Regions from separate parts of the Homo sapiens genome. Here region 2 is linked to region 1. Evidence: chromatin contacts called from ENCODE POLR2A ChIA-PET data. All regions are on one chromosome and are shown on one strand. The core of a region is the stretch at or near the end of the contact, and the rest is flanking DNA. Distances in the headings are between cores, read along the strand shown.

Evidence for each region. ChIA-PET counts read pairs that join two places held with the same protein, here RNA polymerase II (POLR2A).
Region 2: POLR2A ChIA-PET joins it to region 1 with 14 read pairs in AG04449. The contact joins the enhancer-like site here to the promoter of NDUFB10 in region 1. POLR2A ChIA-PET finds 5 or more read pairs at or near these places in 2 of 52 experiments (AG04449 and activated CD4-positive, alpha-beta T cell).

What each region holds. Positions count from the first base shown.
Region 1 is chr16:1,958,240-1,960,787 of GRCh38, reverse strand. It overlaps NDUFB10 (NADH:ubiquinone oxidoreductase subunit B10), which reads right to left and starts at 1,250. Exons shown (of 4, transcript NM_004548.3): 1 at 1,034-1,250. The coding sequence starts at 1,163. RefSeq lists silencers at 621-730, 1,161-1,470 and an enhancer at 2,193-2,548.
Region 2 is chr16:88,772,858-88,775,407 of GRCh38, reverse strand. All of the region lies in intron 1 of PIEZO1 (piezo type mechanosensitive ion channel component 1 (Er blood group)), which reads left to right. Among named protein-coding and RNA genes, the nearest start is that of PIEZO1, 11 kb to the left of the region's middle. Within about 2 kb of position 1,272, at least 18 of the 41 ENCODE cell types and tissues checked have a DNase peak (open chromatin) inside an H3K27ac peak, as active enhancers do.

The DNA of each region.
Region 1 (2,548 bases), core at 1-2,500:
GGCTCCAACAGGGAGCCTCCAGCAAGCAGAACTTACCACCTTACGGCCTCAGCTTCCTCACTGGGAAATGAACGAGCTAAAAGGAGAGCTCGAACATCCAGACACATAGGACAGACATGCTCTACAACTGCTACAAAAGAGAGGGAGCTGGGTCCGCTGTTGCACGGTTTCCAGATCTTTGGGGGTTTGATTTGGAGACTTCACCCTCTTACGGAAGAACCACCAGAGCATGCTATGCACCCCAAGTGTTCAAAAAGAACTGAACCAGGCTGGACACGGTGGCTCAGGCCTGTAATCCCAGCACCTGGGGGCCAAGGTGGGAGGATCACCTGAGGTCAGGAGTTCGAGACCAGCCTGGCCAACATGGTGAAACCCCGTGTCTACTAAAAATATAAAAATTAGCTGGGCGTGGTGGTGGTGCGCCTGTAATCCTAGTACTGGGGAGGCTGAGGCAGGAGAATCGCTTGAACCCGGGGTGGGGCAGAGGTTGCAGTGAGCCGAGATCGCGCCACTGCACTCCAGCCTGGGCAACAGAGTGAGACTGTCTCAGGAAAAAAAAAAACAACAAAAACTGAACTGGGCATTTTCCCGGTTCGTTCCAGAGATGCTGAATTTGGGCATCTCGGCCATCACCCCGACACTTGGTCATCCGGCAGAGAGACATTTGAGAGAGGCCTGAGGCCAGCGGTGCAGTGGAGGGGTGCCCGGGGCGGCGGGGGGCGGAGAGCAGTGCGGGGTCCTGGGGCAGTGGGCGCTGGGTGCGGCAGGGAGGGAAGAGTCCTGGGAAGAAGCGGGGCATCCCGGGGTGCAGGGGAGAGTAAGGGATCCTGGGAGGTGAGGTCCGGGGTGCAGTGGGAGGCCAAAGGAGGCGACGGAGCTCGGAGGTCTCCGGGGGTGGGGAGTTGTCCCCGGGGTGCAGCGGGGGGCGGTCTCAGGCAGACGGGACCCCGGAGGCATTGGAGGATCCAGGCAGGGTGTGGGATCCAGGGGTCCCCAGAGGCCGGCGAGGGAGCCCCGGGCTGGGGCTTCGTACCTCTCACGAGGGTCACGGGTCGGTCCACGATGAGGTCGAACGCTTTCATCATGTAGACGATGGGATTGGGCTGCACCGGCGTGCGGCGCGGGGGCTCAGGGTACACATCCTTGTCCCAGCTGTCCGGCATGGCGGCGGCGGGCGCGGACTCCGCTCCCGGACGCGCTGCCCTGGCCTCTACCTCCGTCCGGGTCCCGCGGCCTAGGTCGCCCGCTACAGAGGACGCCGAGGGCGGCTGCGTCTGCGCGCTGGCGCCGCGATGCACCATGGGACTTGTAGTTCCCCGGCTCCGCCGGGCGCGGCCGGGACCCGCCTCGCCGCAGGGCGCCCCCGCGTGGGGCCTCCGTTCTCGGTCTGTGCCGAGCGCCTACGCGGTGCTGGTCGCTGGTCTGGGCGCCTGGGAAGCAGCCGCGAACCGGACAGATTCCTGCTTACGATGAAAGAAACAGACAAAAGGCAACTGACATAAGGAATAGGAGGGGGTCATTCGGTTCCCACTGCGCGCCAGGCACTGTGCTGAGTGCAGCAGGGAATAAGATAAACTGTGATGGAGAACACAGGCCGTTAGAGCGCACACGACAAAGTGAACAAATAGCACGCGATTCCAAACACCCTACTCCTCCAGGAAGCTTTCCTGGATTGCCTAGTCCCTACAGACTTCTCTGGGCCCCGCTCTCTACAAGGGCCCCTCATGGACTGGCTGGTGCCAGTTAACTTGGGAGCCTGTCTGGGGGAGGGCAGGGAGCAGACCAGGAGGCAGGGCTTGCCCTTAGGCGGCTCATAGGGAGAAGGCACCTACCCTGGGCACAGGGCCCTCTGGCCGGCTTTGATGGTTCCATCCTGGCCCTGGGGCACTCTGGTGCTTCTAGGCAGCTCCACTGAGCAGGGTCCTGCTGGCCACATCTTCAGTCTCCACACCTGGCACGGCCCCTGGCTGCTATCCAGGGGGGACACTGGTCATGTCCTGTCCTGAGGTTGAGGCCAGCGACACAGAACCATCAACCCTACAGACAAACAGTGAGAGGTGACAGCGTGCTGGCAGTCCTCAGAGCCCTCGCTCGCTCTCGGCGCCTCCTCTGCCTGGGCTCCCACTTTGGCGGCACTTGAGGAGCCCCTTTCTGGGCTGGCCAAGGCCAGAGCGGGCTCCCTCAGCTTGCGGGGAGGTGTGGAGGGAGAGGCGCAGGCGGGAACCGGGGCTGCGCGCGGTGCTTTGCGGGCCAGCGCGAATTCCAGGTGGGTGTGGGCTCGGCGGGCCCCGCACTCGGAGAGCCTGGCCGGCCCTGCCGGCCCTGGGCAATGAGGGGCTTAGCACCCGGGCCAGCGGCTGCGGAGGGTGTGCTGGGTCCCCCAGCAGGCCGGCCCACCGGCGCTGCGCTCGATTTCTCTCGCCAGGCCTTAGCTGCCTCCCCGCGGGGCAGGGCTCGGGACCTACAGCCCGCCATGCCTGAGCCTCCCCCACTCCGTGGGCTCCTGTGCGGCCCGAACCTCCCCGACGAGCGCCGCCCCCTGCTCCAG
Region 2 (2,550 bases), core at 23-2,522, about 87 Mb before region 1:
GAAGCCCGGACACTCTTGGGGGTTCTGCTCAGGGGCTCTACCTGCCACTGAACGTCCTCTCCCTGTGTGGGTGGCCATGGCATTCAGCCTGTGTTGGGCCTTGTTCTGCCTGGCTACTGGCCGCTAGGTCTGCCCCGGCATCCTCTGTGTCCTGTGTGGGCGCCTCTGCCTCCTGCTCCAGCCTGTGCCAGGCAATCCTGCTCACCTTCCAGGAGCCAGGCCTCTCCCCAGGGCCTGCGTCCTGTCAGGGTCAGGGACGGCCCCTCTGCCATGCTCCGGAGTCCCTGGTCCCCTCACTCCGTTACGTCCTGGGTGTCACGGGTACGGCCGGGAACTCTGTCGTCTTCACTGTCTGGGCCGGGGCCTCCCTGGGTGTCTGCTGGATGGAGTGGGTGCCTTTGGGTCCCTGCAAAGTGAGCCTGCCTCCCAGCACCGCCCTGTCGTTACATAGCCACTATCTTTGCGCCTGTTTTTCCTTCCTTTGACTGGTTCCTCTGGGGTTAATTCCCAGGCCTGGTATTACCATCTCTGAATGCCTGGGTGGTTTCAGCGCCCAGGAGGCTGTGCTGAGGTATCTTAGACCATGTGGGCACCGTTCGCTCCTGCGCAGCCGGCTCCGGGGTGCCCTGTTTTTGCGGAATCCTGCAGGGAACCCCATGTACCCTAAGAGTGCTCTCCCCAGCCACTGTGGCATAAGACAAGCGGTCTCTTTGCCCTTGGGCCCCATCCTTGTCTGGTCGGCCCTTCTTCATGGGTCCAGCGCGGGATTGCCGGCTTCCTTTTCAGGCTTCCTGGGACCCCCACTCAGACCTGCAGCTGGGCCAGCGATGCCCACCCGTTTCTCCTCCACGTGGTATACAGAGGTGCCCAGGCTGCTGCTGGGGACTCTGGAGCCCAGGAGTGAGTCTCCTTGACCCTGAGCTGTCCTGGCTATCACAGCTGGGTCCTGTTTTCCCCTTCAGCACCCACGGGTGTCTTTCTCCAGTTTATATTGTTATTTTTATTTATTTACTTATCGAGACAGAGTCTCGCTCTGTCGCCCAAGCTGGTGTGCAGTGGCACAATCTCGACTCATCGCAAACTCCGCCTCCCGGGTTCAAGCGATTCTCATGCCTCAGCCTCCTGAGTAGCTGGGATTACAGGCATGTATCACCAGGCTGGACCTCTAGTTTATATTATTACAGCCTGGTCAGGGAGTCACTGGGCGTCGCCATCCTGTGGGTGGGAAGGGGGCCCAGGCAGAGGCCAGGAGGAGGTGACAGTCATGCGCTTAGAAGCTCAGGCCACGCCCACCCAGCCCTGCCTGGTGACCGGTTCCTGCTGTGTTGGGAGCTGCATCCCAGACCTTATCGCCGGGCACAGAACTTCCAAGCCAGGGGAGAGGGAGGCCTGGAGGGGCCCCAATCTCTGAAGGTCAGCAGTGGCGGGGAGGAGGCTTGCGGTGCTGAAGGGACTCGGGGGACCTGCAGGGAGGTGTTGGTGGTCAGGGATGGTGGCACCTGAGGGGACTTTTGGCAGGGCCAGAAGTGCCCAGAGCAAGCTCCGGTGGGGCCCTGCACTGGAGGGCTGGGGTCGAGTGACCCTCTTCCTAAGACCACCCAGGAGGACACTGGGTGCAGGGTGGCCGGAGCCCTCACCCCCAGTAGGCAGCTGCTGTCCACTCCGCCGACCTGCCTGTCACCCAGTAGGCAGCTGCTGTCCACTCCCCCGACCTGCCTGTCACCCAGTAGGCAGCTGCTGTCCACTCCCCCGACCTGCCTGTCACCCAATAGGCAGCTGCTGTCCAGTCCCCCGACCTGCCTGTCAGCCTTTTCCCTGTCAGGCCCTGTTCCTAGGAGCCTGGAGACCTCAGGGGTGGCCTTGAGCCCCCAGGGTTTTTTTGAGGGGAAGCGCCAGCTGCTGTCTTCACCCTTCCCCTAGTGAGGCCAGGCTGTGCAGGGCCACGTGGAGGCAGTCTGTGCTGCGCCCATCGGTCGCCTGGCTTCCTGCCGACCCTCGGCCCCCAGCCACCTCTGGTCTCGGGCAAGGCCCCTCCCCCTGCCCACCTCCTCCCTGGCCCCCACGCCAGGTGGGCAGACCTCCTCTGCGGTTTTTATTCAGGGGGTCCCTCGTTGGCTGCCCACTCTTGGAGGGCTGTCCTGACTCAGGCCTCCCCTCTACTCAGATCCCCTGAGCGAGGGCCTGGGCGTGACGCCGGGAGTTACTGGGGGGCCAGAGGGGGAGGCTCAGCCTGAATCAATGAGACCCAGGAGGAAGGAGGCACGTGGACCTGAGGGCTGGCTGGAGCCGCTGGTGACAGATGGAGGAGTAATTGCTGCTTCCAGAGCACAGCGAGCTCGAGCTCCCTGGAGTGCCAGAAGCTTCTGGGTGGACAGACAGGCCGCCTCACATTCCAGAGGCTGACACAGTCTTCCAGGCACCCCTGGGGCCAGCTGGAAGCCATGTGCCTCCACTCACGTGTCCCGTGGGTGTTTGGAGGGGAGGCTGGCCCTGCCATGGCCCACCCCAGCCTGCGGCCTCAGGAGCTTGCACATTTGCAAGGGGGTGACA